Linked DNA regions of Homo sapiens: regions 2, 3 and 4 are each linked to region 1. The links are chromatin loops, found by intact Hi-C in ENCODE. Cell type or tissue: A673. All regions are shown on one strand. Links, peaks and the distances in the headings refer to the core of each region. The heading gives the core; the rest is flanking DNA.

What was found. A loop is a pair of places that touch in the nucleus more often than their neighbours do. Peaks named below come from ENCODE experiments on the same cell type or tissue, not always from the same donor. Only the 100,000 strongest peaks of a DNase experiment are listed, where the experiment ranks them.
Region 2: a loop joins it to region 1, with 8 times the contacts of the local background. A loop is called at or near these places in 68 of 110 quality-filtered maps.
Region 3: it touches region 1 in a loop (10-fold over the local background); 108 of 110 quality-filtered maps call a loop at or near these places.
Region 4: it touches region 1 in a loop (7-fold over the local background); 26 of 110 quality-filtered maps call a loop at or near these places.

The regions. Positions count from the first base shown.
Region 1 is chr6:130,881,882-130,890,035 of GRCh38, reverse strand. EPB41L2 (erythrocyte membrane protein band 4.1 like 2) reads left to right here. Exons shown (of 20, transcript NM_001431.4): 12 at 4,768-4,940. Among named protein-coding and RNA genes, the nearest start is that of SMLR1, 59 kb to the right of the region's middle. In A673, for the core only: a CTCF peak has its summit at 4,512 (motif pointing left); a DNase peak (open chromatin) is centred at 4,475; H3K27ac peaks cover 465 bases.
Region 2 is chr6:131,530,824-131,538,977 of GRCh38, reverse strand. No RefSeq gene overlaps it. Among named protein-coding and RNA genes, the nearest start is that of ARG1, 38 kb to the left of the region's middle. RefSeq lists an enhancer at 7,114-7,615. In A673, for the core only: a CTCF peak has its summit at 4,625 (motif pointing right); a DNase peak (open chromatin) is centred at 4,667; H3K27ac peaks cover 2,806 bases.
Region 3 is chr6:131,112,616-131,120,769 of GRCh38, reverse strand. All of the region lies in intron 2 of LOC102723445 (a long non-coding RNA gene), which reads left to right. Among named protein-coding and RNA genes, the nearest start is that of AKAP7, 19 kb to the left of the region's middle. In A673, for the core only: CTCF peaks have their summits at 3,601 and 3,801 (motif pointing right); a DNase peak (open chromatin) is centred at 3,809.
Region 4 is chr6:131,163,744-131,171,897 of GRCh38, reverse strand. AKAP7 (A-kinase anchoring protein 7) reads right to left here. Exons shown (of 8, transcript NM_016377.4): 4 at 6,681-6,817; 5 at 2,625-2,785. Among named protein-coding and RNA genes, the nearest start is that of AKAP7, 32 kb to the right of the region's middle. RefSeq lists a silencer at 7,662-7,862. In A673, for the core only: a CTCF peak has its summit at 3,899 (motif pointing right); no DNase peak of the experiment used is centred there; H3K27ac peaks cover 352 bases.

The sequences.
Region 1 (8,154 bases), core at 2,052-7,051:
AATCTGAAATGCTCCAAAATCAGAAAGCCTTTGAGCACTGACATATGCTCTAAGGAAATGCTTATTGGAGCATTTCAGATTTCATATGTTCAGATTTGGGGTGTTCAGCTGCTAAGTATATATATTGCATATTTCAGAATACAAAAAATATTAGAAATCCGCAACACTTCTGGTCCCTAACATTTCAGATAAGGGATACTCAACCTGTATTGTCAGTGCACACAAATATTTGTTAAGAGTTCTCATTTATGAGATGTTGGACACATATGTTTTACTGATTTCTCTTGATCATGATGTGTTTTATGTGGTTCAATTTCCTGAACCTTTTAATTAATGGCAAAATGTAATTCTAAGGATTTTTTCGTATGGTAGCATATGAACCTTAATCCAGACGAACATAAAACATTCCCTGCATCAGCAAATTTTCATGAGTGAAACAACTTACCAAACTTTCCATCTTATGAGAAAGCTTTAGTAGCTTCAAAGGATTCATTTTAAATACAGCATTTTAACAAAAAGTAAATATAATGTGTTTGTTTGTTCTTTAGCCCAAGGGAAAATATGTATAAATGTGAATTTTTTTCTATTAGAATTCTAATTAGCTACATTTTGTAGTTTTATATAAACTACACATGAAATAAGTTTTATATAAACTACACATGGAAAAATATATATATAAATTACCTGGTCCAAAATGGGTTAATAATAGGTTTTCTATAAAAGAGCTAAGGTTAAATTTATATTAGAATGCCTTGTGAAGGAATATTCTTTCTTTGTAATAGAAAATGATTAGTATGGATGATTTTCTACCCAAAGAAATAGTTTTCCAACATTTTTGGTTGATTGAACTAAAATATATATATAATAATAATACTAAATTTGAAAATTGTATTTTACTACTAGTTATTAGCAGAAACATTTTTTCTTGTCTATTGTATTTTTCTGAAATATATGCTCGAACAACTTATATTTTAAATAATTGGAGTAAAACAGATCAAATAATGCTAACAGATGAAAAAGCTTTCTTAATAGTGAAGGATTCATATGGATTGCCTTCATCTGCTTTTTCTAGAAGAAAAACTTGGAAAACAAATGCAGGTGGACACATAGAGATATTTGCCAGGATTTGTTGGTTGGGATTTTGGTATATAGTTATTAAATCCTGAAATGTGCAAGGGGGTGGTGAACTGTGCTTTAAACAAATTTCCAGAATTGTGGAAATGATTTAAATTCAGTTGATTGTTAATGTACTATCACTGCTAAAGTATCTTTTAGGTCTTCAACAACTGAGCACTTTTCCAAGTAAATCTGAAAAATGTGCCAACCCATGTAAATATTTCCCAAGCCTTGCCCCTTGCCACAGAGAATTTATACAAGTGCCGAATAAATGCAGTCACTGTTGTTTAGTACCCTGAGAGAAATGATTGCTCTTTCTGGAACACTGTCTGTTTTCAGCATTTGTTTGAAACTGTGAGGCTGTATAACTCTTATATTGCAAAGTTTAGCATTTAAAAAGAGCAGTAAAACAGCATTTTCTTTGAGGTATACAAACTGTGCTCAAGGAAATCCACCATCTTGTATGGGCAGTTAGTGCAGAGGGTTACAGGAGGTCTGTATCTGAAAACAATGATTTTTCCAAGTGAAAACAACAAACATGGCACAGTAATCCATTATTTTTCTCTTTGTGTTTTGGAGGCCGTAATTCATCAGATGGGTAAGTCATCAAAAGGATTATTGTGTTATTGTGAAAAATAGGAGGCTTTTAACGCCAATACATGACCAGACAGCCAGTGAACTCTTTGATTAGGGCTTATATTCTCCGTTTTTTCCCCCAGAGCAAAGCTAGGCTGTAACCTGGCACTGAGCTTTTATTTTCTTTACCACTCCTTATCAACATACCATTTGTTGTTGTAGTCTTCATGTATTGTATTTTCTTTTTCCTGTTTACTTTTTAAGTAAGGCTAGAATAATTTAGGTATATTAGCCTCACTTTAAAGTTTGGCAAATTAAAATAAATCCTCTTATGATTACATAGCAAGTGAAAAGTGGGATTCAATCTAAAGATCAAATATCAAAATGAAAATCAATCTAGAACAGCTGTTTTAGGACAGGGAGTCCCCTCCGAGATTAGAAAATCAAACCCCAAAGAAGACAAATCAGTCATTTAAGAGAACCAACAACCAAGATGCATTTGGGGGTTGAGGAACCAAGTGATTTCCTGAAGGTGGAAAGTAAAATGAACAGGGACGTTACTTAAATAGGATCATCAGGGAAGGAAGGCCTATTTGAGGAAGAACCAGGTCAGTTGAGACTTGAAGGATGAGAAGGAGGCAGCCAAGGAAAGGACAAGAGATATTTAATAATAAAGCATTCCAGGTAGCAGAGGCGGCAACGATGAAGCTATAAGGTGAGGGAGAGCTGGATACATTCCTGGAACAGAGAGAAGGCAAGTGCAGTCAGAGCTTAGGAAGTGGCGGGAGAGGTAAGCCTGGGTCAGATCATGCAGGGCCTTGGAGGCCATGGTGAAGAATGTGGTTTTTATTTATTCCATATGCTCTAGGAAACCATTGAAGGGTTTATGTGGGTTTATGTGCCCGCAAGAGCACAGCGTTATCTTTTAAAAAAAAAATCATTTGATGCAAGAGAACAATTAGATTGAGCAAGGAAGCAGGCAGGCTGGTTAGGAATGGTCCAGGTGAAAGCGATGGTGGTCTTCCCTTTAGTGGGAGTAGGCCAATTAGCCATTTGGTATCTTGGGCTCTGCCAGGGCCTACAAGCTTCTCAGATGTTTAAGACCTGAATAAATGTATCGGCTTCAAAATACAAGAAACTGCATGCTGAAATTAATAAGTGTTTAAAAGTATGCAAAGTCAGCATTTTGTCAACTTTAATAACTTTTAATTTGATATTCAAATTTTAATATCATTACATTTGAAGCCATTTCTAGGTCAGATTTTTTTCATTTTGCAAAATTTCTGAGTATGTATAATAGGTGTGTAGAAATCATAATTGTAAGCAAAAGAATTAATCATAGCCATATACTTTCCAAGGGAAACTTATTTAGATCTTGTTAGAAGTTTCTTTATTAAAAAAAACTGCTGGAGGCTGGGCACGGTGGCTCACACCTCTAACCACAGCACTTTAGGAGGCCAAGGAGGGCAGATCACAAGGTCAGGAGTTTGAGACCAGCCTGACCAACATGGTGAAACCCCATCTCTACTAAAAATACAAAGAATTAGCCAGGCGTGGTGGCGCGTGCCTGTAATCCCAGCTACTCAGGAGGCTGAGGCAGGAGAATCGCTTGAACCTAGGAAATGGAGGTTGCAGTGAGCCAAGATTGCACCACTGCACTCCAGCCTGGGTGACAGAGCGAGACTGTGTCTCAAAAACAAACAACAACAACAACAACAACAAAAACCGCTGGAAAATAACTATACTTAATGTAAAATGCAAATTTATTCTAATGTTGACTATGATTTGATATGGGCATTCAAAGTGTGAGTATTTAAGGGCTGGGAAAATCTCCACAAGGTGAGGTAGTAGAATTAGAAATGGAAAGAACTGGCCACATTTAGAAATATATACAAGGACCTTGTTGGACTTGCTGGTGTTGAGGGGTGAAGAGTCTTGGAAGATGTTCACGTTCCCAGTTCAAGCAAATGGGAGCAAATATGAGAAGAGCGTTTTGTGAAAAGGGCAAGACTGGAAAAGAATTAAGTTTTGGACAGGGCAGGTGAAGGCTGTGGATTGAGAGGTAGCTTGGGATACATGTATTCAAAGTGCTTGAGGCCTCTCAAGTTCAGTATGGTAGTTCACACACAATCCTGCCCTCCAAGAGCTTGCAGTCTAAAGGTGTTTGTGTTGACCAGGCTTCCCTTAGGACATGGAACCAGAGTAAACTTCATGGTGTCCGTAGAGTACTTTTTATGTAAAGTGAAATGACCTTGTGGTAGTTCTGTTGTTTGGGGAGGAGCTACAGATGGACAGAGGTCCTGCCACCTACTACTCACTTTGCCTTGCTGATGTTTGAGGTAGTCTTGGTTTGATCTGCACTATGACAGAATTTTCAATACAATGTACATTTCTGCCTATCTGTAGGAGAGAAGAAGAGAGCACATGAGGGCCAGGTTTTCTGGGATGAGGGAGGTGTCTATGTATAGATTTACCATAGTTCGTGTTAAGGCATTGAGGAAGGGGATTAAAAAATAAAAAATATTAAACATAAATATAGAAGTTAAAATCCCTAAAATTTACCTTTACTGTCTTTTATTTACTATTTTTTCTTTTGAAGGGTATTCAAATTAAAGGTTCCTTTATGGAGCAATTCTTAAAACTTATTGGAGCAAATCATCTTAATAATTGCATAATCATTTGTTGCAATAGATAGATTCAGAAATAAATCGTAGGAGACCAAAGAGTTAAAATACTGCTTACCTTGTAATTCTGTTTGCCTTAACTCTGGTGTTTCAGCTGGTCTTAGAGCTCCTCCTACTGGCCAGTTCCATGATCTGAGTTTATCCTTCCAATACCTGTGGTTTGAGACCCTGGTGTAGCTCAGTGCATTAAAATTCAGAATACTTTCAGAATTTGGTAAACGTTTAAAAATTAGTTTATTTTATATGGTGGGTATTTTCAGAGCTCAAGCAATGTCTCTGTTCCTGTTCACTATTTATATGCTGCCTGTTTATCTCCTGTAAGGGGGAAATTTTCCATAAAGTTTATGATTCATATGTCCTAAAATAATCCAAAATTGTCACTCTTTACTAGCTCCGATTGGTGTCATGGACCAAAGTCTTATGAAGGATTTTCCTGGCGCTGCTGGGGAGATTTCAGCCTATGGACCTGGACTTGTCAGCATTGCCGTGGTACAAGATGGGGACGGCAGGAGGGAAGTGAGAAGCCCAACTAAAGCCCCACATTTGCAGCTCATTGAAGGAAAGGTATGGTAAATTAGCACAGTATGTGGTTTTAAACATTTACTTAACCTAGAGGGTATCTGTTGTATTTTCTGTTTCAGAAATCAAGTATTTAAAATTAGTTGTTCTATGTTCTCTGCTGGTCATTTATGTTTTCAAATATGCATAGTGGTCTCTAACCTTTGATTGTTGTTCAAAGCAGAATATTTCAATGTAAGTTATTTTAATGCAAGTAAGTAATTTACTGGCCTTTTTGACTGTCCTCATAATCACCTTATCTAATTGAATCCTCAAAGTAGAAAAGCTATGATGATTTGAAATTTATTTTTGGTTTGGTCCAAGTAAAATTTAAAATGTAGCTTCTTGATTATTTTAATTATTGACTTGAATTTTTTTACATCACCAAAGATAATCTTTATGAACAAATGTATTCATTAATGATCTATAATTAATGAAATTCTCAAGAAAAGGTAATTGTTTTGTGAATAGAGAGTGAGAACATGGTGTGTTGCTTTTGGCTTTATCTTGTGCGTACACCATGGTGAAATGGAGAAGTAACCCATATTGTGTTCTCAAATGTGTCACTGTTATCTTTTGTTACCTTGGGCAGTAACATCACTTGAATATTGATTTGAGAAGCCTTTGAATTCTTCAGATCTCTTTTCTGTGTCTGCACAAAGCGACTTTTTTTTGCATGCAACATTGGAAGTAAGCACAGATAAAAACAAATGAATCCATCATATTGATTTCATAGTGTTTTCTATTTTATTTTTTTTATTTTTTCGAGATGAAGTTTCGCTCTTGTTGCCCAGGCTGGAGTGCAATGGCTCGATCTCAGCTCACTGCAGCCTCTGCCTCCCAGGTTCAAGTGATTCTCCTGCCTCAGCCTCCCAAGTAGCTGGGATTACAGGCGCCTGCCACCACGTGCCCGGCTAATTTTGTATTTTTAGAGAGACGGGGTTTCACCGTGTTGGTCAGGCTCATCTTGAACTCCTGACCTCAAGTGATCCACCTGCCTCAGCTTCCCAAAGTGCTGGGATTACAGGTATGAGCCACTGAGCCCGGCCGTATAGTGTTTTCTAAATTTTAACTTTGAAAATTTTTAAAAGACATAAATGTATAAAGACATGCTAGATGAAGTAGCTGCCAGTGCCTCAGGAATTCCTACACTGATAGCCTCTGAGGCCCAGCATGGAGAAGGTCTCAGGGACCACCACATGGGCCCAGTCTTGTGCCACAAGGTCAAGTGCTACCTGTATAGCAAGTGACATCAAATCATCGACATTCCATCGTTAAAGAATTTGTGACTGTCATATGGAAAAATTATTTGGTGGGGAATTCAGATAAAAATAACAGAAATTGTGACCAACAAGGTTTCTTTCAATTGCTGACAAGTTGTCAGGATAGTTCTTTAAAAATTTTGCTAACAAGGCACCCAGGAGAGTGACTGCTTACATCTGAAACAGAAGAGCTCAGCATTTCAGAATATCTCTGTTCCATTTTGCCTAGTTAACTTGACATATCTAGTTATTTTCCTTAAAAAATGAAAAAGTTCTTTTAAATTTCAAAGGAAATCCTCCTTGTCTGCGGTGAACAACTGGGTACACTGGCATTTTTGCTAATGCTTTGAATGTCTGTCAGCAACCAGGTTTAAAAGTAAATAATGCTGTTTGAGTTTCATGGGATCTATTTGCAACTAGTTTGAAAATAATTAAATGAGTCATATGTATAAATTTTATGTGACACAAGTAGTCTAGTCTTTTCTCTTTAAAAATGGGTCATTTAATTCATTTCTAACTACACTGTGTTAATATGGTCCCTCCTTTAAAGTAAACGTTTTCACTAACTACTCATTTTTTCTTTTGTCCTCTTTCTCTCTTGCATCTGTTTTTCCTTTGATTGTATCTGTTGTGTAATTTCATATTCAATCATGGGTTTGCACTTGAGAATAGACTGTTTCCATGTGCCCACCTTCACCTCTCATCCACCGTACTTCATCTTTTTCCCCAAACCTATTGCCTGTCCCTGAAATGGACTTGCTTTCAGACATTTCAGAGGAAGACCCCTTTGGGGAGGCTGACCAGATCACACTAGACAGCTTAGAGCACCTTTCCACAGGTGAAATATCGGAGCAGGGGGATTCTGAAGTTGCTATGCCTGATTTGGTCTTGGATTCTGCCATAGCCCCTTCTCAGCCTGACTGTCCTTCTCCCATCCATGGGAAGACTCTTAAAGCAGCTGACGACAGTGATTCTGAGTTTGGTTACTTCTCCTTCAGTTTCTCCAAATGTTTTCCCTCCGGCTTCCCCTCCCTTCTTGATGAAGATGGATATCTTGCTTTCCCCAGCCTCCCCAAGGTCTGGGTCTCCTTCCTCCCCGCTGGTGTGCAGCACTATGTCCCAATCACCTCCCCTTCATTCATTCCTTCCCTTATCCTCATCTTTGGGCTACTTCTGTCTGCTTCTCAGTCAGTTCCTTTTTCTCTTGCCTTTTCCCTTCCTCTGGCTCTATCCCTCTGCTATCTGGAGGCTAAAGCCGCCTCCTTTAATGTTTCTTATGACTGTGACTTGAATGACAAGCTCGAGGAAGAGGAAGTAGTTGCTGGCATGCCTACGTAAGCTCAGTTTGTGGAGTCAACACAATACACTTTATCTTAAACCCTTCCTAATATAGAGTGTAAATGTGTGCATACATTTCACCACTGATTACCCTCAACATAGTAGTACCTGCACATTTTCACACACACAATATTTTAGTGCATGAGAAATAAGTGTAGACACTTCTCCTTCATTGATACCATTGACCAGTTCCACACATTCTAAGTTAGGAGCGAAATTGTAGGATTATTTTACAAATATCTAGATCAAAGTAGATTTGTAACAGAAGGTGTGGGGGAGGAGGGAAGGAGGAGGGAACCTGTATTGCCCGTAACAATCCATACAGGGTCTCTCCATTTTGCAAACAGATATTAATGCTGTTCCTTTAGGATGACATCTTTTTGTTTTGATATAGAATTTAGGATGCAGTGGACATAACTGTTCCTGATGTATATTAGTAGAATTCCTTAGTACTGTTATTTCTCTTGTTGGAAACCCAAGTGTGTTCTAGCATCTATGAGGATGTATCTGTAACCTTTACTCCTGACATTTGTAAGTCTAATCTCAAAAGCTCCTTATCTCCCTATTATTGTAGTATTTGGAGACCAGATGAATTTTAGCTAGTTTTTTTTTCTAACCTT
Region 2 (8,154 bases), core at 1,922-6,921, 650 kb before region 1:
GCTGCAGTGGGCTCCACTCAGTTTGAACTTCCTGGTAGCTTTGTTTACACTGTGAGGGTAAAATCCCCTATTCAAGGCTCAGTAATGGTGGACGCCCCTCCCTCAACCAACCTCGAGCACCCCAGATCGACCTCAGACTGCTATGCTGGCAGTGAGAATTTCAAGCCAGTGGATCTTAGCTTGCTGGGCTCTATGGGGGTGGGGCCCACCAAGCCAGACCTCTTCGCTCCCTGGCTTCAGCCCCCTTTCCAGGGGAGTGAATGGTCCTGTGTTGCTGGTGTTCCAGGCACCACTTGGGTGTGGAAAAAAAAACCTCCTGCAGCTAGCTTGGTGTCTGCCCAAACAGCTGCCCAGTTTTGTGCTTGAAACCCAGGACCCTGGTGGTGGAGGCACCGGAGGGAATCTCCTGGTCTGCGAGTTGTGAAGACTGTGGGAGAAGTGCAGTATCTCGGCCTGAGTGCACCATTCCTCATGGCACGGCACAGTCCCTCATGGCTTCCCTTGGCTAGGGGAGAGAATTCCTTGACCCCTTGTGCTCCCTGGGTAAGGCGATGCCCCACTCTGCTTTGGCTCACCCTCCATGGGCTACACCCACTGTCCAACCAGTCCCAGTGAGATGAACTGGGTACCTCAGTTGGAAATGCAGAAATCACCCGCCTTCCACATCAATCTCACTGGGAACTGCAGACGAGAGCTGTTCCTATTCGGCCATCTTACCAGCAATGCTTGGGATGCATTCTAAGGACAAAATACTGACAAAAATTTTTAAACTTTTTTCAATGGTAATATTGGTATTGTTTCTTAAAATTATTTTCTTTACATTATAGGAAAAAATACAAAAGGAAAGAGATACATTTATAAAATTAAAGAAATCAAGTAAAAACACTGTATTGCTAAAGCTGAAAATATCAGTATGAACTCATGTTCTTAAAAATGTATATCTTCCAGCTTCCAACTCTGTCCATGGTATATCCAAGATGCAATGTCACTGCATTAGCAACTGGCTCTCTTAAAAAGGTGAATTTGACTGTCTTAGTCTGTTTGTGCTGCTATAACAAAATATCTGAGACCAGGTGATTTATAAAGTACACAGTTCTATTTTCTCACAGTTCTGGAAGCTGGGAAATTCAAGATTAATGTGCCAGCAGGTTCAGTTGTCTGGTGAGGGCTGCTCTCTTCTTCCAAGGTGGTGCTTTGTTGCCGTGACCTCCAGAGAGGAGGAACACTCTGTCTTTATGTGGTAGAAGGGATGGAAGGGCCACAGAGGAGGAATGCTTCATCCTCACATGGCAGAAGAGTGGAAGAGAGCAAACCCACTCCCTCGAGTCCATTTATAAGTTCTATTTATAACCCCCTCCTTGAAGGCTCTGCCCTTATGACTTAATAACCTCTTAAAGACCCCATCTCTTAATACTACTACATTGGCAGTTCAGTTTCAACATATGAATTTTGGTGAGTGCACCATCATTCAAACCAAAGTACTTATATGATTCCCCACTGAAGGTATTCAGATCTTGTGCCCAAAAGCAAGCAAAGAAACTCATAAAGATTAATGGAGTCCTATCAAAGGGACTCAGAAGCCAGCTTAAAGTGTCTTCTGATTACATTTGTGACCATTTGAACAACCACCCCTGCCCTGATTGTAGTTTTTTGAAATTCATTAAATTTATTAAAAATCAGAGTTTATAATGACATTAACAAAAGGGGAAGTCAGAAAAAAAGGATATCACATATCACTAATTAAAATAATTATTAAACTAATTCTTTATTCTCAAAATTTGTGAGTAATGGGAAAGAATAAACAATTCATCCTTCTTTTAAGCAGGGACTGTATCACAGGGTAAACAGAAAGCTCCAGTTAATAAGGAATGTCCCCAATCAACACATGTGAAGTGACAGAATTAGGAAATAATCATTTGGCAACAATTAAATCAACCAGTCAGGCCATGAACTGGTGTTGACACTATTAGATGAATGATGGGTAGGGAACTAGACACCTATATGAGGCCATGATAACCACACAGAGATTAGTTTCTTCTTGCAATGGAGGGTTCAAGATGTTATCCCCACTCTCAGTGGTCTCTCTCAGCATCCCACTGGTGGACAACCAGATATTGTGGGCCTATTAATGAGATGCAATATGAAGTAAAACACATCATCTGTGACGTAGTCTAGCCCAAATCTAATAGAGCCTTTATATCTAAATTCCAATGTACAGAAACAAGCTAAATGATACCACAAAGAAACAATCAGAGACATCCAGAATTTGGTGTATTTTCTTCATTATGAGTTATTCTCTTCAGCAAGACAGTGTCATTAAAATGTGACTGGCCTGATTAAAAGGGGCAAGAAATGGCAGTTAGATGCAATGTGTGGTCTCAAATTGGATCCAGTTTTGGACAAGCCAAGTATACGTGATTTGGGGGACATTTAGGGAAATTTAGATGTGGGCTGGTTATTAGATAAGATGACTATTTTAAAATAATGTGTTTAAAGTGAGAAAATGTTATTTTGGCTAAATATGAAAATACTCTTATCTTTAAGTGATGCAACTGATATAGTAAAATGCCTTGATGGCCAGCAGTTACTTTAAAATAATTAGGCATGACACTGGCAATGTATATAGAAGTTCTAAAAATTATATAAAAATAAACCAAGTAGAAAACAAAGAATGGGCTAGGTGCAGTGGCTCATGCTGTTATCCCAGCACTTTGGGAGGCTGAGGCAGGCAGATTACTTGAGGTCAGGAGTTCAAGACCCAGCCTGGCCAACATGGTGAAAACCCAACTCTACAAAAAATACCAAAATTAGCCATGTGTGGTAATGCACACCTATAATCTCAGCTACTCAGGAGGCTGAGTCAGGAGAATCCTTTGAACCCAGGGAGGCAGAGTTTGCAGTGAGCTGAGATCATGCCACTGCCCTCCAGCCTGGGTGACAGAGTGAGACTCCGTCTCAAAAAATAAAAATAAATAAATAAAAATAATAATTCTGCACAAAAATAAACATTTAGACGGCTGCTGGTCAATTAGAAAGCACATTTTTGGCCAGGCGCGGTGGCTCACGCCTGTAATCCCAGCACTTTGGGAGGCCGAGGCGGGCGGATCACGAGGTCAGGAGATCGAGACCATCCCGGCTAAAACGGTGAAACCCCGTCTCTACTAAAAATACAAAAAATTAGCCGGGCGTAGTGGCGGGCGCCTGTAGTCCCAGCTACTTGGGAGGCTGAGGCAGGAGAATGGCGTGAAGCCGGGAGGCGGAGCTTGCAGTGAGCCGAGATCCCGCCACTGCACTCCAGCCTGGGCGACAGAGCGAGACTCCGTCTCAAAAAAAAAAAAAAAAAAAAAGAAAGCACATTTTTTTTCACTGAGATAATTATTTTTTACAATAGATTATTTATTACATTATACTACAAAGTTATCCTTTCTCCGGGGATTTTAAATTACGCAGCCTAAACCTACAATCTGTGCTGGCTGTACTACTTCAGCCAGCAGGAACAACCCACGATGCCATTGAGTGCAAATGTGGATTCATTTTCTAGGGCTGCCATAGTAAAGTTCCACTAACTGGGTGGCTTAAAACAACAGATATTTATTCTCTCACAGTTATGGAGGCTAGACGTTCAAGACCAAGATGTCAGCAGGGTGAGTTCCTTCTGAGGGCTGTGAGAGAGAGCGTGTTGCGTGCCTCTCTCCTAGCTTCTGGTGGTTTGCTGGCAATCTGTGGTGTTTCTTGGCTTGTAGAGACATCACCCAAACCTCTGCCTTTATCTACACCAATTTCCTTTTTTTTGTAAGGACACTAGTTATATTACAGCCCATCCTACTGACTTCCTTTTAACTTGATTTCCTTTGTTAAGGCCCTGTCTCCAAACAAGCTCATGTTCTGAGGTACTAGAGGGGTTAGGACTTCAACATACAAGTTTTGTAAGACACAATTCAATTCATAACAGCGCAAAAGAGCAAAGTTTATAATTGTGCTGTCAAACCATGGCCCCAAGAAGCCTAAGGATTCACAAACTACACAACCCTCAGTTGCCTCCCAGGAAGGGACAGTAGACAGGGCTTCACCTTCGCTGCCTTGGATCAGAGCAGCACTGCCTCTCCCTGCTTACACGTTGATTTTCACGTGAGAGTTCCTGAAAAAAGAAAAATGATCAGAAAACTGTTCTCTGTGTAAAATACTAGCAATACCCTTTAGCCTTGTGCCAGCCCGGGCAGTGACAGCAGCATGACACAGATGAAAAGCAAGTGCCAGCCACTTCCTAGCCCTCACTGGATCGCTGCATTTTCTTCTTGCTCTAAAATTCTAAGAATTGATCCAAATGAATTGCACTGTTTTACAATATTATTTTTCCTTTGCCTCCTGGGAGTAAATTTGATTTTCTTAAGAAATGTCCTGATTCAGAAAAGTGGTTTTTGTTTACTGACAGTCATGGGCATGACATAAGACTTGAAAATTCAGTCTTGTTCATTTATATATTTTTTTATTATGTGCAATTTGGAAATACAAAAAATACAAAGAAAATAAAAGAATAACACTATCCAACGAGTATATTCTTTTAGAAATTAGAAATCAAAACATGATATATAAACACTCTCAAACTTTGTTATTAAAACCTATTACACAAGAGGGCGCTAGATTAACGTATAAGAGGATGCCCCACAAAGGCCAGGCATGTAAATTAGCTATAGTATATAGTATATAATGTAACCTAAGATAAAGTTTAGCCATTGTTTTTTTTCAGAGCTGAGAATTGGCAATAGTTACGAATTATTTTTTCACATTCCATATGGAATTTAATCTCTTCACATCTGTGAATCCAAAAATTTATCTGAAGAAATTGTCCCAACAGACACACAGACACACACACACACACACACACACACACACACACACAGAGAGAGAAAGAGAGAGAGAGAGCAACATGATCCACTCCACAAATGCCTGGAGAATATATGCACACATCTCTCACTCGACCTGAAACAGCAATGAGGTTTTACATTATTAACTGTTTTTATTACCCATATAATGTGTTATGTTAAGTAATTAGAGGCAGTTGTCAAAATAAATTAAGTAAACTCTATTGGTGATGTAGCTTGTCCTTAAAAAGGTTATTCATTTACATGTTTGCTTAGTTTAAATCTATAAGGAAATTATGTGTTTTTAATGCACAGTTTATTCTGGCAGGCTTGTTCTTCCTAGCTTTACGGTTCTCTATCTCACAGAGTTACTTATAGACATCATCAGGACAAATCAACAAAATTTTCAGGAACAGGAAGAAATGTACAGAAACATGCATATCCTCATTTGAAATTTGCCCAGTTTAAACATCCAAAGTATAAAGATTTGAATTTATGTAGAAGGAAAAAGTCAATAAGCTCTGGTTAAAGTTCAAGGGAAAAGATGCTCACAATTCTAAATCTCATTCTACAGTAAAGTCTTTTGATAGGTATCCAACTAACAACTTTGCAAAGAAAATTAGAATTTTTACTAAGTCTCTCGCCACCCCCATCACACTAGACTACATTAAAAACAGTGTGGGTTCTAGGCATAGATGGACTTGAGTTTAAATCCCAGACTGAGGCTTGATTTTCTTACCTCTAAAATGGAACAAATATTCCTGACCTATTTGGTATATCATGATGGCATTTCAAATAAGACAATGTTTGCACAACATGCAGATCAAGTATTTATAAAGTGTTAGATACCTTTCCTCTTTCTTTTTTTCCCTTTTCTTATTTCCCTTCCTGCTTTCCTCTGTTTCCTTCTTTTTTCCTGATTTGTCTGATTTCAAAAGGTGGCAGGCTTCCAAGAGTGGTAAGCTTTATATGTTGTGCTTACAATCACGTTTAATATTTGGTTGTTTTTATCTGTGAACCATTCCTAACCCCCAGGCCCACCCACTGCCCACACCCACATTTAGAAATTCACACAGGTAGTTCCTTGGGGGCTGTACTCTGAGCAGTGCATACAGTGTCTGACTCAGAGTAAGTGTTCTAAGCATTCTTAAATGTATATTTCAAAAGGGGGCATATTCTTTTCCTGTTACTGTTCATTTCAGCTCTATGACACACTACACTTCACTATTAGACAGGGTTTTTTTTGTGTGTGTGTCAGGCAACAGAATCATCCACTCCACTGGTGTAAGACAGGGACTGTTTAAGGGATATGTGCAGCTCATTTTTCAATTGTTGGGGTTATTGCAGAATCAGACTGAATTTCCAAGAGCTGTTGAATCAGAAAGCCCCTGCCATGGCTGCCAGCACAAACGTGCCACCTCGGCCGTGACCTCCATTAGCAAAAGGGGACACCCCAAACCCTGCCTTTCTCTATACATGACTCAGCTATGAATCAAAATCTCATGTGAGAGCCTCTAAGGGTAGAACCTGAGTTACATTTGGAATGCTACTTTTTTTTTTTATACTTTAAGTTCTAGGGTACATGTGCACAACGTGCAGGTTTGTTTCATAGGTATACATGTGCCATGTTGGTTTGCTGCACCCATTAACTCGTCATTTACATTAGGTATTTCTCTTAATGCTATCCCTCCCCCTGTCCCCCACCCCACGACAGGCCCCGGTGTGTGATGTTCCCTGCCCTGTGTGCAAGTGTTCTCATTGTTCAATTCCCACCTATGAGTGAGAACACGTGGTGTTTGGTTTTCTATCCTTGTGATAGTCTGCTCAGAATGATGGTTTCCAGCTTCATCCATGTCCCTAAATAGAACAGCTCTGGTCTGCAGCTCCCAGCATGATCAATGCAAAAGACTGGTGATTTCTGCATTTCCAACTGAGGTACCTGGTTCCTCTCATTGAGACTGGTTGGACAGTGAGTAAAGCCCACGGAGGGTGAGCCAAAGCAGGGCAGGGTGTCACCTCACCCATGAAGTGCAAGGTGTTGGGAGATTTCCCTTTCCTAGCCAAGTGAAGCCGTGACAGGCTATACCTGGAAAAAACGGGAAACTTCCGCCCAAATACTGCACTTTTCCAACGGTCTTAGCAAACCGCACACCAGGAGATTATACTGCATGCCTGACTCGGCGGGTCCCATGCCCACGGAGCCTTGCTCACTGCTAACACAGCAGTCTGAGATTGACCTGCGAGGCAGCAGCCTGGCAGGGGGAGGGGTGTCCGCCATTGCTGAGGCTTGAGTAGGTAAACAAAGAGGCCAGGGAAGCTTGAACTGGGCGAAGCCCACCACAGCTCAGCAAGGCCTGCTGCCTCTGAACAAAAGGCAGCAGAAACTTCTGCAGACTTAAACGTCCCTGTCTGACAGCACTGAAGAGAGCAGTGGTTCTCCCAGCATGGTGTTTGAGCTCTGAGAATGGACAGACTGACCCCCATATAGCCTAACTGGGAGACACCACCCAGTAGGGGCCGACTGACACCTCATACAGGGAGGTGCTCCTCTGGGATGAAGCTTCCAGTGGAAGAATCAGTAGCAATATTTGCTGTTCTGCAGCCTCCGCTGGTGATGCTCAGGCAAACAGGGTCTGGAGTGGACCACCAGCAAATGCCAGCAGACCTGCAGCAGAGGGGCCTGACTGTTAGAAGGAAAACTAACAAACAGAAAGGAATAGTATCAACGTCAACAAAAAGGACATCCACACTGAAACCCCATCTGTAGGTCACCAACATCAAAGACCAAAGGTAGATAAAACCACAAAGATGGGGAGAAACCAGAGTAGAAAAGCTGAAAATTCTAAAAACCAGAGCGCCTCTTCTCCTCCAAAGGACCGCAGCTCCTCACCAGCAACAGAACAAAGCTGGACTGAGAATGACTTTGATGAGCTGACAGAAGTAGGCTTCAGAAGGTTGGTAATAACAAACTTCTCTGAGCTAAAGGAGGATGTTCAAACCTATCACAAGGAAGTTAAACACCTTGAAAAAAGATTAGACGAATGGTTACCTAGAATAAAAAGTGTAGAGAAGACCTTAAATGACCTGATGGAGCTGCAAACATGGCATGAGACTATGTGACGCATGCACAAGCTTCAACAGCTGATTCGATCAAGTGGAAGAAAGGGTATCAGTGATTGAAGATCAGATTAATGAAATAAAGCAAGAAGAGAAGTTTAGAGAAAAAAGAGTGAAAAGAAACAAACAAAGCCTCCAAGAAATTTGGGACTATGTGAAAAGACCAAATCTATGT
Region 3 (8,154 bases), core at 1,747-6,746, 230 kb before region 1:
TAACAACCTAGTTTCTCAAAAGGATAATGAATTCATGCATTGCTTGGGTAATTAGAATGGATTTAACTTTTAAAACAAAAAAGCTGGCTGGGCACGGTGGCTCATGCCTATAATCCCAGCACTTTGGGAGGCCAAGGTGGGTGGATCATGAGGTCCAGAGATCGAGACCATCCTGGCCAACATGGTGAAAACCCGTCTCTACTAAAAATACAAAAATTTGCCTGGCATGGTGGCACATGCCTGTAATCCCAGCTACTCAGGAGGCTGAGGCAGGAGAATTGTTGAACCCAGGAGGTGGAGGTTGTAGTGAACCGAGATCACGCCACTGCTCTCCAGCCTGGCGACAGAGTGAGACTCTGTCTCAAAAAAAAAAAAAGCAAAAAAGCCATATACAGATTTGAATAAAAGAGTGATGGTGTTCATGAATGAGTGAAGGCTGAGCTCATCGCACCAGGCTTTGCTGCCTCTGCATGACCCTTGTAGCTAATGAGGTTAGTTCCTAAAAGGAATCTCACACGTGTTAGGCTGGGATGTGGCCCAGCATACCTCTCCCCTATTTCCTCACAACCCAGATTGGTGCTCAGCCACCCGGTTACCATACATGATTGAAGCTACAGGCTTCCTCAGGCGCTCCACTTACCAAGTAGACCTCATCAGGGCCCTGAAACTTTTATTTTTTTACTTTATTTTATTTTATTGTATTTTTTAAGAATAATAAGTAGCATAAAAAGCATCTGCTTCCCCAAAGCCCTTACTACACTGGGTTTATTATTTACTTGATGTTTTCTAAATCATCAGCAGTGCTGACATTTTTCTATTGGTCAAATATTTATCAAATGCCTAATAAATTCCCAAAAACTCACTGTGTCTTGTAAATAGGCATCATTTGTTCAAGGGGCAGCATGGCGAAGTGGTTAAGGGTATCACTTTGAAAGCCGGATTTCTATCTGTGAAAAGCTTTAGAGGCAGGCCTCCCATACTATTACAGTTTCCTGTAAAATTAAGTATGAGCTCTTCAGCTGTGGATCTGAGGCCTGCCACAATTCATTTCTACACACTTTTTTTTTCTCATTGATAATTATTCTCTAACATCTTTCAAATGGATCAAATTAATAATTTTTTGTTCCCTAACTATCTTTGAAAACGATGTCCAACAACTATATTGTAGTGTATGATACTCACTTCACCTAAAATGCCTTCTGTATCACCTGAAGGAAAAGTTTCAGTCTTTCCTTTTATGACCATCTCATATATCCCCTTCATCTGATCTTTCCAACCAAATAAGGATACTTTCTACTCTGAAAACTTCCTCTGCTTTATTTTTACCTCTTTTGGGGTGATTAAAATATTTTAGCTTTCATTATAAATAATTCTCTTACGAGATAGTTAACACTTTAAGGGAGTCTAACACTTTGCTTAGCACATAGGACAGATTTGATTTTTTTTCCAAAATAAATGATGAATTGACTGATCCATGTTCACACACCGAGGCCTCATTTCATCTGTGCTAAAAATGTGAAGTAGCAAATCCAGGAAATTTCCAGATAATTAAAAAAATTAATTGATTTTCTAGCAATTTCCTGACCAAAGCCTTGAAGAAACTACACTTCTTTTTTTTTTTCTTTTTTCTTTTTTTTTTTTTTGAGACACAGTCTGGCTCTGTTGCCCAGGCTGGAGTGCAGTGGCACAATTTTGGCTCACTGCAACCTTTGCCTCCTGGGTTCAAGGGATTCTCGTGTCTCGGCCTCCAGAGTAGCTGGGACTACAAGTGTGTGCACCACACCTAGCTAATTTTTTATAGTTTTAGTAGAGACAGAGTTTTGCCATGTTGGCCAGGCTGGTCTCGAACTCCTGATCTCAGGTGATCCACCCGTCTCGGCCTCCCAAAGTGCTGGGATTACAGGTGTAAGCCACCATTCCCAGCCTTCTCTTTTTTCTTAATCAATATTTGCCTCATTTTCTCTGTGGAAATGTGACTTTCATAGATCCCAGGGTTGAATCTCAAAGTGTTTGCCCCCAAGACCTTGATGTAATCGGACAAAAGGAAGAAACGCATCATTGGCTTCATTCCACTGTCTGGAGGGCTTAGCACTTTATATCCCTCAACCCTGGCCTCTGGTGTACTCTCCACAATTACTGGGCTCTTGTTTGTTGACCCCTCTCCAATGTATTTGACTTATTTTGGATTGATTGCGTCCCCCCTGCAACCCCTTCATTCCATTTTTTCTCCTCTTCTAATTTGGAAGTGATATTCTCTATGTTGATTGTTTTAAAGGAGTTATCCTAAATAATTAACAGGCATACTTAAAAAAATCTAAAGTTAATGTCTTTACCTTCTCCCCAAATAACACAAGGACCTTCAAAAATTTTAACTTCGACTACTGCCCTGAATTATATGCTGTTATAATCTCTCTTCTCTCTGACAATTGTTAAAAATCATCTCTTTATCTTTGGAGCTTTATAGTTTTAGCAATCTAAGCATGAATTTATTTTACTTATTCTGCTTGAAAACATTGGGCTTCCTGATTCTGAAAACTGGTATCTCTCAAAAGTTTAGAAAAAGCACCCATTTGCTATTTTATTATTGTCTATTTCCCCATAATCTTTTTCTTTCCTTCTTCCAGAACTCTAATTATGTTACGAAGTCTGACTTTGTCCTCAATTCCCTTTAGACTCTCTATACAATAGTTCCCCCTTCTCTGTGGTTTCACTTTCCATGTTCAGTTACTCACAGAACAGTACAATATATCTTAATATTTTGAAAGAGGCGAGGTGTGATGGCTCACACCTGTAATCCCAGCACTTTGGGAGGTTGAGGCAGGCGCATCACTTGAGGTAAGGAGTTCAAGACCAGCCTGGCCAACATAGTGAAATCTTTTCTCTACCAAAAACACAAAAATTAGCTGGGTGTGGTGGCATATGCCTATAATCCCAGCTACTTGGGAGGCTGAGGCATGAGAATCACTTGAACCCTAGAGGCAGAAGTTGCAGTGAGCCCAGATTGTGCCACTGCACTCCAGCCTGGGCAACAGAGTGAGATTCTGTCTCAAAAACCAAGAAAAAAAAGATATTTTGAAAGAGAGGGAAAGACCACATTCACATAATTTTTATTATAGTATATTGTTACAATTGTTCTGTTTTATTTTTAGTTATTGGTGTTAATCTCTTACTGTGCCCAATTTATAAATTAAACTTTATCATAGGTACATATGTATAGGAAAAAACAGTCTTATATATGTAAGATTTAGTACTATTTGCAGTTTCAGGCTTCCACTGGGGGGTCTTAGAACATATTCCCCTCAGATAAAGGGGGACTACTGTATTTTCCAACTCTTTGTTTCTCTGAGCGTAATTTTAAACAAGCCCATTAAATGTTTCCTCCAGTTCACTAATCCTTTCTTCAGCTTTGTCTAATATGCTATTTCTCCAGCTTTTGAATTTTGAACTTCAGGTATTATATTTTTCATTCCTAGGCCATCCATTTGGTTCTTTTTCAAATCTACTTGAATTTTTTCTAGTCTATTGTTCCTGTTTGCAGGTTTTTACTTCTTTAAACATACTAACCACATTATTTTCTAGTCTATATTTGATCATTCTAATATCTGAAATCTTTGCATATTTTATTATAATAACCTTTCTGGCTTTCTTTCTGGTTCATACTTACATTACCTTTATTTCTTATATGTTTTGTGTTTTTTTTTTTTCATTGTGAGCTTGTATTCGATCTTTATCTGAGGAAATTCTTTGAAGCCTGGTTTGAAGTTGCATTCCTCCAAAAAGAATATCGTTTTATTTGTGTCACCAGGGGGCACTATTAACCTGGAACAACTTAAATTCCTTACTTGGCGTTTCATACTACATTGGTAGGGTTGCCAAATAGAATACAGGGCATCCAGTTATGTTTACATTTCAAATAAACAAGAAATTATTTTTTGTGCAATATTTGGGACATACTTATACTAAAAAGTATTCATTGTTTATCTGAATTCAAGTTTAACTACGGATGCTCTATTTTTATTTGCTAAATTTTGCAGCGCTATGCATCACTAGCTTGAATCTGGCTTTAGACCCACATAAGCACTTGGTTGAGTTTATGAATTCTCAGAGAATTTTTTTTCCTCTTCTCCCAGGGCAAAAGTTGAGAGAGGCAAGTTTTCAATGTCTTCTTCTTTAGATAGACATATTTCTTGCTCACTTGTATACTGAGAGTGTTGCCATTAGAAACTTAGCTCTATGCAGGGATCACCTATTAGATTCCTCACCATAGGCCGATCTGTTATCCTCTGCATACCATTTCTCAAAATGTAAATTCAAGGTCCCTTAGGTTGACCCTTAGGGTGAAAACGTGCCTCAGAAATCATTTACCTTTCAGGAGTCTTTTCTTTTCTTTTTTTCTTTGTTGTTGTTTCCATAGATTCCTTACAGTTTTGCCTGCTATATAAAAGCATTTAACATATTATTTATATAGTATATTCAGTACTTGGAGGTTTTTTCAGGCGGCCAGTAGGAGAGAAGGTATTGGGAGTGGGGCCATTCAGAGTATCTCAAATGCTATTCCATCAGAACTAGATATCCTTCAATCCATTCCTGCTGAATCTGCCTTCTGGTATTCTTGGTGTCTCCTTGAAGTTACAGTGTTCCACAACAGTACGTGGGTCTATTCCAGAGTAGTTAGTATCGTGTGTCTTTGCTTTCATACTCTGCAAAAACTGGTGATCTCTCCAGTGACAGAGTACAAGACCTTGCTCTAAGCTCAATCTAATGACTTGGGCATGGTACCACATTAATTTCCTACCAGTGCTCTTTCTCTGAGGCTAGAATCTAGTTCCCTGTGACCTAAATTCTTGGGGAGTTCTACAGTGTATTAATCTAATGCTGCCACCACCACTACCTCAATACCTCAGCATGTCTTCTGAGTTAGTCCTCAGGAATCCCATTCAAACTGGTGTGTCTTAACTACAGTTTCTGGAAACACACCTAAGATTCCACATGGGATTAGCCTTAGATTAGTTTTTTAGTTTCTTTTAGGAAGATCAGTTTTCAGATCAGGATTAGATTCCACTGGGCAACTCTACCTTCATGGGTGAGTGACTAGCAGCTTCTTCCTCGTCCCTATCAGTCCCAGTGTCAGAGGTTTAGTTTGTCTTTCTTCCAGGCCCACCCAGCACAATACACCTTCAGTGGTGTGCTAGAGCTGGCTTATACCAGATTGCAAGAGTCAACTTTTAAACTTTCAGGAATCTTGAGTGCTGGTTATTAAGTCCAGCTATTATTAAAAATTAAATTAGGGAGACATAATCAAATAAATTATATTTAAAACAATGGTAACTATAAAACTCTTAGAAGAAAACATAGGAGTTAATCTCTCTGCTTTGGATTAGGCAATGATTTTTTAAATACGACATGACATCAAAAGTGCAAACCACAAAAGAAAAATTAAATAGGCCGGGCGCAATGGCTCATGCCTATAATCCCAGCACTTTGGGAGGCTGAGGTGGGCAGATTACTTCAGGTCGGGAGTTCGAGACCAGCCTGACCAACATGGAGAAACCCCACCTCTACTAAAAATACAAAAATTAGCTCGGTATGGTGGCGCATGCCTGTAATCCCAGCTACTCAGGAGGCTGAAGCAGGAGAATCGCCTGAACCCAGGAGGTGGAGATTGCAGTGAGCCGAGATTGCGCCATTGCACTCCAGCCTAGGCAACAAAAGCAAAACTCCATCTCAAAAAAATATAACTAAAACTAAAATAAATACATAAATCAAAATTTAAAAGTTTCATGCTTCAAAGGACACTATCAAGAAAGTGAAAGTACAGCCGATATAATGGGAGAAAATATTTGCAAATCATACAAGGGCCTTCAAAAAGTTCATGGAAAATGCATATTATGAAAACATTATGCATGGATTTCAAGTTGTTTTTGCACCAAAATAAACTCATACTAACTTGTTATAAAATATCTGAAGAGGATCTACATTGGGACACTAAGAAGGCTAAGACATCAGTTTGAAAAGAGCTTCTATCAGAGCAATATGACTTCTGCTAAAATTGAAGCAAGAATAAACATCAAATTTATGGTGAAATTTTGGTGAGAGAATGGTGAAATCATTAATGATTTACAAAAAGTTAACGAGAACAATTTCCCAAAGAAATCAGCAGTTTACAAATGGATAACTTGGTTTAAGAAGGGATGAGACAATTTTAAAGAAAAAGCCTACAGTGGGAGACCATCACATCAATTTTCAAGGAAAAAAATTAATCTTGCTCTTGCCCTATCTGAAGAGGATTGACAAATAACAGCAGAAACAATATCAATACCATAGGCATCTCAATTGGTTCAGCTTACATGCTCCTGATTGAAAAATTAAAGTTGAGGGCTCAGTGGCTCATGCCTATAATCAAAGTGCTTTGGAAGCCCGAGTGGAAGCATTGTTTGAGGCCAGGAGCTTGAGACCAACTTGGGCAACATGGTGAGAACTCATTGCTACAAAAACAATTTTTTTTTTTTTTTTTTTTTGAGACGGAGCCTCCCTCTGTCACCCAGGCTGGAGTGCAGTGCGCAATCTTGGCTCACTGCAATCTCTGCCTCCTGGGTTCAAGCGATTCTCCTGCCTCAGCCCCCTGAGTAGCTGGGATTACATGTGCCTGCCACCACACCTGGCTATTTTTTTTGTTTTTTGTGTTTTTAGGAGAGATGGGGTTTCACCATATTGTCCAGGCTGGTCTCGAACCCCTGACCTCAAGTGATCCACCCGTCTCAGCCTCCCAAAGTGCTGGGATTACAGGCGTAAGCCACCACACCCGGACAATCTCCTACTGGCTTTTATTAGTTGTACGTCTTTATGCTGTTTTTACCCAGTCTAAATTTTACAGATAAAACTTGTCTGAGTTCAGTGGCTTACACCTATAATCCCAGCACTTTAGGAGGCCAAGATGGGCGGATCACTTGAGGTCAGGAGTTCAAGACCAGCCTGGCCAACATGGTGAAACCCCGTCTCTACTAAAAATACAAAAAAAAATTTAGCTGGGGGTGGTGTCAGCGACCTGTAATCCCAGCTACTCAGGAGGCTGAGGCAGGAGAATTCCTTGAACCTGGGAGGCAGAGGTTGCAGTGAGCCCAGATCACACCACTGCACTCTAGCCTGAGCAACAGAGTGAGACTCCGTCTCAAAAAAAAAAAATAATAAAATTAGCTAGGTGTTGTAGCACACACCTATAGTCCCAGCTACTCTGGAGGCTGAGGTAAGAGGATTACTGGAGCCCAGGAGGTTGAGATTACAGAGAGCTAAGATTGTACCACTGCACTCCAGCCTGGGTAACAGCGTGAGACCCTGTCTCTATAACTAAACAAAGCAAAACAAAAAAGCCTTTAAAAGGCATCCATTTTTCTTCAGTTAATAATGTAAGAAAAACTACATTGACATAGTTAAATTCTCAGGAATCTCAATTATTTAGAGATGGACTAAATAAGTGGCTGGTGTTTTGGCTTCCAAAAGTGTCTTGACTTTGATGGAGCTGATGTTGAGAAATAATGTTTATATTTATCATTTTTATCTTTTAATTCCATTTTTCCACGAACTTTTTATTTTTATTTTTTTTGAGACGGAGTCTTGCTTTGTCACCCAAGCTGGAGTGCAGTGGCGCGATCTCAGCTCACTGCAAGCTCCACCTCCCGGGTTCACACCATTCTGCCTCAGCCTCCCGAGTAGCTGGGACTACAGGCACTCACCACCATGCCCGGCAAATTTTTGTATTTTTAGTAGAGACGGAGTTTCACCATGTTAGCCAAGATGGTCTCGATCTCCTGACCTTGTGATCTGCCCGCCTCGGCCTCCGAAAGTGCTGGGATTACAGGCGTGAGCCACTGTGCCCGGCTCCACGAACTTTTTGAAGTCCCCTTTTATATCTGATAGAAACGTATATCCAGGATGTATATAAAAACCTCCTATAATTCAATAATAATACAAAATCCGATTAAAAAACAGATAAAGGATTTTGGGTACAGTGGCTCATGCTTGTAGTCCCAACATTTTGGGAGGCTGAGGCAGGCAGATAACCTGACATCAGAAGTTCGAGACCAGCCTGCATGGTGAAACCCCGTCTCTACTAAAAATACAAAAATTAGCTCAGCATGATGACATGCACTTGTAGTC
Region 4 (8,154 bases), core at 977-5,976, 280 kb before region 1:
CCATCCAGACTTCACTGCCTTTTCTAATGTACGTCCAATAATGATCACATCAAACATTCTACCACTCTCTTGACAGTCTGGCTCCTTTGTCTTTTTACCACACCTACCATACAAGTGCTCCAGTATGGATTAATTCAGTTTCCCCTCTCCATTCTCACAGCTAAATCCTACATAGTACTTGAGAAGATCACAGATTAGTACCATTACAAATTTCTGCACTCATCCCAAATGCAGCTTCTGCATTGCTCTGCAACCCCATTACATGCTGCTTATTAAACTTTCCCCTTCCATTTCCCTTGGTCGCCATTCTAAACTTTCACCGCTCTCCTCATGCCCTTATTTTACCTTCACTGCTCCCTTTAGCATACGAATCTCATTTGATGGTATCTCTAGATTTGCAATTTATACTTCAGTAACACTAAACTACTTGTAGGCCCCTAAATAGGACTTGATTTATTTGCATATGCTGTTCCCTCTACCCAGGATACACTCCTCCAATTTGTCCAACCAGAAAACCTGTATTTACCCTTCAAATGTCAACTCAAACGCTATTTCTCCTATGAAATCTTCCTCAATCCGCCCCCTTCTCCTTCCTATGTGCCTGCTATACTCTGTGCCTCTGCCTCTAGCTACAAAAATTATTGTTATTATTATATTGCACTGTAATTGCTTGCCTGTTTGTTTCTGCACAAGGCTATATGCTCCTTAAAGGAAAAGGATCTTTTTTTTTTCCAGTTTTCTATCCCAAGTACTAGTTGGCACTGGCTAATTGCATGCTAAAGGAATGAATTCTTCCTACTCAAGTATAATTCCTTGGGCCCAACATTATGTAGAAGAAATGAAATTTAGAGGTAATAAATTTATAAAAACCTTTGCTAAAATGAATGCGGCTGTGTCACTAATAACAGCAATAGTGAATTTCACATTTGCAACCCAATTGAAATGCTGTTATGTAAAACGTATTTCAAGTACATAACAGAAATCTTCTACTATAAAGATAACTAAACAGCTCTACTTCTGATACATCTGAATGGATAATGAACTCAGCGAACTTAAACCATATACTAGACAGCACAACTGACACTATGCTAAATGTCATTCTAACAATTAATCTGTATGATAATCCAGCCCTATATAAACACTGACATTCACAAAAATATTTATCACAAATATCTTAAGAACACAAAAGAAAAACCAACAATGAAACCTGATCCTCACTCCCTGCCAAATGTACACTTTTAAATGGGCAATTATTAAACTGCAAAGAGGCAATGTAATATTAAGTGAAAAGGATGTCCCAATAGATCACATACAACAAGATGCCCTTTTTATTAAGTTAAAACCAACTAAAATGAAAATACATATACTTTGGGAAAATAAAAGGAAGTAAACACTGACTTCAGGATGACAGTGAACTTAATTGGAGGAAGGCCAAAGGATGCATTACTGAAAGGACAATACGGTTAGATTACTACCAAAGCACTAGCTTCTGTTTGGGGTGGTAGATTCCTAGGTTATTATTTTTTTTTTCTTTTTTTCCAGATTCTGCTCTATTCATTCCTATAGATGATTGTTTCTTTTTTTTTTCTTTTTTTTTTAAATTATACTTTAAGTTTTAGGGTACATGTGCACAATGTGCAGGTTAGTTACATATGTATACATGTGACATGCTGGTGCGCTGCACCCACTAACTCGTCATCTAGCATTAGGTATATCTCCCAATGCTATCCCTCCCCCCTCCCCCCACCCCACAACAGTCCCCAGAGTGTGATGTTCCCCTTCCTGTGTCCATGTGTTCTCATTGTTCAATTCCCACCATTCCCAGGTTATTATTACATTGCTTTTTAAGAGATAGAGAGAGAAACGTAGATACACAAAGAGAAGGAGGGATGGAAGCAAGAAGAGAGGAAAGAGGGGGCAGAGAAAGAAAAGCAAAGAAGGAATAATAGATAGAAAGAAAAAAAAACACAGATAAAAGTGGACCAAGCATAGACCAATAATGCAAGTGTGTTATGAACCAAGGATTATTGAACCTGCAATGAGATGACATGAAATGACATGACATGACATGACATGAAATGAAGTGAAAATAAAAATTTCTCACAGCATGTAGGCTAATACCCAACCTATTATCTCTGGATCAAACTGAAGTCACTCATCCAGGTTATGATTTTTTTTCTGCTTCCAATTCCCTGACACTTTCAATTGTGCTGCACAAGGCAACATGTTCTCCAACACATATGAGGTCTTCTGCTAACACCAATGGTCCTTCTGCTCAGAGAGTAGTCCCTCCAGGGGACTGGGTGGAGGGGAGCAGCATAAATGGAAACCTTGCTGATTCACCAACTGGCTCTCTGCAATGGGGATGACAACTCCCACAAGCCTCTGAATAGGCAACCAATAACTCCTATTCATTGATTCAGTACCTACCAAGTGCCAACTGTATGTCAAATGTTATGATAAGCACTGAAATCCTTCAGACTTATGATTGGGACAGTCCTAAAAAATACTTGAGTCTAGTCCATCATCTTTTAAAATTTAAAAATGTCAAGTCTCTGTTACAAAATTGAAAAAAATTGCTTCTCCAACAGACAAGATTTCATATGAGTGTGTTGCTGTTTTACCTGCTATCTCCAAAAGTGAGTTTACATGATCTCCTTCTGCCAGCTTCACAAATCCAACCTGATTTCCAAAAGTACCAATCCCTTGAAAGGGCAAAGTCAAATGTTTTCCCTGGAGGAGTTCTTCTATGAATGGTTTCAATTCCAAAAGAGCATCAATACCACTAGTAAGAAATAATACATTTTTCAGTAACACATTAAGTAATAAAATATACAAAACCAAATAAGATACAAAGTACCAGTTTTAGAAAGATGAATTTTGATATTTGTACTAATTATTTTAAGGCTCAAAATACCTTCTAAATCTAAACTTTATGATTAAAACTGACAGTTTTAAACAAAAACTATGGAAGAAGTAAAGAAATCTTTACCTAATTATAATCACTATTAAAGACATGAAAGTAGACACTATTTTACAGTTTACCAAAAGATTTTTAACCAAGTGAAATATTATATGAACAACTCAAAAAATTACTGAAAATATATCCCAAAAAACTGAGTACCTACAAGAGCTTACATTAGATTATGTGTCAAGTTCTAGATTTTTGATGAAAGTACTAATACTTTTACAGTACATATATTTGTGAGGCACTCTAATAAAAGTTAAAGCACACTATCCCTTAAAATATAACAGTCTCTATAATTAGATAATTTGCTATACTTAGACTCAAATAAAATACAAGTTTAATTATATTCCCCAATTGTAACTATGTAAGTTTGCCATATATACTTTAGCTATTTAGCCTATGCAATTATACGCCTGCTATGTGTTAGAAGTGCGATATCTTTCCTTCTTCCTTCTTCTTTTCTCCCTCTCTCTCTCTCTCTCTCTTTCTGTCTCCTTCTGTCTCTTTCTCTCTTCTTTTTTTCAGACAGGTTCTCTGTCACCCAAGCTGGAGTGCAGTGGTGTGATCACAGCTGACTGAAGCCTTGACCTCCTGGGCTCAGGTGATCCTCCTGCCTCAGCCTCCTGAGTAGCTGGAATACACAGGTGTATGCCACCATGCCTGGCTATTTTTTTTTAATTATTTATAGAGAGGTCCCCCTATGCTGTGAAAGCTGGTCTCAAACTCCCAGGCTCAAGTGATGCTCCTGCCTTGGCCTCCCAAATTGCTGGGATTACAGGTGTGAGCCACTGTGTCCAGCCACATTTTTCTTAATAAAAACAAATGTTTACAATATTATTGAATTGGACATTACGAGATTTTTGATATTTGGAAAATCAGAATTACTTCTATCCTGAAGAGAATTTTGGTGTAGGTACTTTGAGAAAAAAATGAAATATCACTAGAGGGCAGCCATTACTTAAAAAAGAACTAAGCACATTCATACAGGGCTTTAAAACACCCTTCCAGTGGATTGCTATTCGTTTAAATTATTTTGATCAGTGATTTGTTCAGCCAAGTGTTTGAAAAAATCAGCATTTTTCTTGATCTTTCGTATTTCTAAATTAGTCTTCAGGTAAAGTTTTTAACTGATTTTCATCTATGACTTCTATACTCAGTCTCATTTCTCTGAAAAATTACATAGCTATAAGTATGGTACATTTCTCATTTCCAAAATTGTAAAGTATTGTGCATTTGTCATTTCGCTTTGGAAATGACAAATGCACTATACTTTAGTATATCTATGTAAATGTCAACATTTCTCATTGTACCTCCAAATCCAGTTTAAATTCACTATTACCTAACTGTAGTTATGTTCATCCAAACAGTGCACATACTTTTAAGTCAGTATTTTCCTTCACTGTGTGCTATGAATTAAAGCATGTGATAACAGAACAGCTATTCCTGGCTCATTTATAAGTTGGGGGAATTCAAGATATTTGTTTTAAATGAAACTATATGTTAAAGCAGACCATGAGAAAGGTTAAGACTTTTCAGAGACAGTGAATTCTATGTCGTTATTCTTTAAAGAAATATAGATGATCTAAATTCGGTCCATTTTTCCAGTTCTCTAGTAGTATAAATCAGTAAATTTGTGCTAATAAGATGCCACTGATTCACAGAGTAAGAAGGAATCAGTGTCTACTGGGAGTATCACTAACTTTCAAAATATTTTAAACAGAATATGTTTTTAAGAGGGGCTTATGAAAAGGCTTCTTTAAGGTAAAGTAAGTAAAAAGTATATGCATATAAGAAACGAAATTCTCAAACTGGAGTTCAGACCCAAAGGTTGTATTTCAAACTAAGACAGGACATTTGTAAGTCTTTTCAAATCAGCAGCAGGGCTTAGCCTAATATATTTCTATTCCTTTCTTCTACACTGTAAGGATACAAACGAGTTTAGGTGACATCTACCTCAAGAAATTAATGATTTTTTTAAGTATCTGCACATTCCATATCCAATCCACTGATCAGTATACTATTAAACAACTAAAACTTGATATTAGACTTTGAAAATTAGGAATCAATATAGGACAAGAAATGGACAATCTAGATGTCTAACATACAGTATAGGATAAAAAGTTAAAAATCAGAGACTTTTAATAAATTGTTCACATAAACAATGTCTTCCCAGAAACCTCATCAATTCCATTCTAGCTGCCCCAAAGTGAGGTCACACCTTGAACCTCACCATCAATTAAAAGTTGACACCTCTGCCCCTCCAGAATAGGGGTGGACCCAAACCAATCAGCTAAAGGCCTTAATAGAAAAGACTGGAGTCTCCTAAGAAGGAATTCTGTCCCCAGACTGACTGAGGTCTTGAGACTACGACATCAACTCTTCCCTTCCAGACTGCCCTGAAGATTTCAGACTTCTCCCTCAATCATGGGAGACAATTCTTTAAAATAAATCTCTCTACATAAAGATATACATGTCTACACAGACAGATACAGATAGATATCTACATAGATACGCTCCTATTGGTGCTGTTTCTCTGGAGAATCCTGACCATTCTAACACACACAGAGCACTACTCCCTTCTCTCAACCTTTCATTTTGCGTAGTATCTTCTTTGGATTCTCTTTGGATGCTCTTTCAAGAGCATCAGAGAACTTCTTTTTTCTTCTGATTGGCAAAGTGATCAGACAAAGTCAGGCAAGTAAAATCTCCCCTCCTCTCTGTCCTTGCAGGATGCTCAAGGCTGCTTTGGGTACATCAGCTTGGGACAGATCATAAGATTGACCTCTAAAGACATGAGGTTCTACTGTTTAAAAGACATAACTACAATAATCATAATGGGGTTAGATATTTTGAGTTATTAATGTCTTTTATCTTATCCCTTTTATTTTACCTTTTCCTCAATCCCTTCCTAATTCAAGCCTTGCTCCTCATTCCCTCAGGAAATATAGCTGTCAAAGTAGAAAACAAAAGCAACCTGCATTCATCCTGGCTTTGGTTTTCCATACATCTTAGGCTTGAACTTAACACAGTGAGCTATATAGGAGGTAACAGAGGAAGGGAAAATCTAAGTACGGATAAGAATGTCCCAGAAAATTGGGGGAAGAACAAGGTTTCTTCCAGATTGGAAAGCAGTAATCAATGAGTTGTCTTCAACCTTTATGGCAGAACCCTGGCATGGGGGCGGTGGGGGTAGGTAGAGTACAGTGACTCTAAAAATGACTAAGATGAAACTGAAATTGTCCAGTGGCTTAGTAAAATGGCAGCTCTTATAGCTAATAATAGAGTGCCTACTATGTGCCAGGCCCCAGGCAAAGAGCTCTTGCATGTATTGGTACTATTATTTTCTTCATTTACTTAGAAAGTACATGATTTGCCCAAAGTAAGGCAGATAATAAGAGGTGGTTTTGCCATGATTCCAGAATATGTATCTAGAATTTTAAGCTAAATGGTCAAGTCCAGAGTGCTTATATTATGAGCACGGACAAAACAATTACATAACCAAGGGCTACCACTTGATAACCATAACAGAGTTTAAAAGTTTAGATTAAAAAGAATATTTATACAGTTTATTCTGTATATTAACTATTAATTGGAATAAATTGTATAGAGACTACTTCTTTAAAATTTAGAATGTCTCTTTGGGTTCTGCTGTGCTTACTCATATTAAAGTAATAATTTGGAAAATTATATTTAAGAAAGATACATTACTCACATGTTTACTTCATCTTCATTTAATAATTGCATCACCAGCAGGGTAATATGAAAGGAACCATCACTGACCATTGCTTTGGCCAGTCGCTCATCTTGTTGTATTATTGCATTCTGCAGGATCTTAATTCCTTTTATAATCTAATAACACATACACACATATAAAAAAAATTCCAGTGATTAGGTAAGCAAAATTTCTTTATGGTAAAATGTAAAATCAAGAAGAAAAATAAGCAACAACCAAAATTAGAACAATGTTAAGATTCTTCAACCAAATGAATGCTTAATTGTCTACTTGTTCTCAAACAGATAGTTGACTGGGACAGCTTAAAAGGATGTGTAAGTTTTAAAGCATGATGATTGTCTATCTTAACAGTACTGAACCCAACACCCTTATTTTGCAGATCAGATTGCTATCTGACTGGAAAAACCTCTCAATGGCCCTGCATCTTTTCAGAAATTTGTCCTTGGAATACCCAATATGACTCAATAACTATGATCTTTCCTAAGAATAAGGCTTTATTCTTGCCACAGAAAGGTCAAGCCAGCAGACAACATTCCATTTCTGTTAGAAGCAATAATTATTTGTCTCCAAGTGAATGTGTCTGTGAACCCGTTCCTCATGGCCTTTAAGATTTTTTACGACAGCAATAATTTCAGTAGAAATGACTACTGTCATTTTTCCATACCTGTGGGGAGGGGCATTACCATGAAGAGTTGCAAAGAAGTCCAAATGCACACATTAGAAAAACAGAATCTGCATCCAGGAGAAATCCCCACAGACCTGGTCCACCATCTCCCTTCCTCTCTCAGCACCTGCTCCTCTGAAACAGGGAGAGGAATGATGCATCTTCCCTCCTCCACTTCCAGTTAGATGCAATTCTAGTCAACTTCTAAATGTGAGTACATTTGAAAGTAGTCTGAATACAAAATAGCAAACCCAGAAAAAAAACAACAGAGAAAAGAGAGCACAGAGAAGCCCTAAGGGAACAGAAGACAGAAGCCCTGAGGCAGCACAATAGAAAAAAAGGGAAAGAGTGGGGGCTGACAGTCAATGCAGAATCCATAAAAAAGCAGAGATAAGAAAAAACTGACTCATGAGCATAGCAAACTGTTCTGATACCAAAGTAGCTGTTTTATCCTGAACAATGTTCCCATTATCTGCGGAATGTGATTGTGCAAATCATGAGATGCTGTCCTTGGATCTCACTTCCCATTGACAGACTCTCTCCTTTGACCAAAACTTTAGTCAGGCCCCTCCAAGTCTTCTGCTTGACTAGGCCTAACCATGGGCTTCTCTCTCTGTCCTTGTAGAATTTAGTTTGAGCAAGAATGCTGCTATGTCAGTTTCAAGAAATCCCCCACCCTTGGTGTCTAACCACCCTCCATATCTGAGCTCACCTAAGAAACATTTAGGATTTACTGTACCCCCATCAAAATGTTTTCTTCTTTTCTTTTTAAACTAACATGCAATTGAA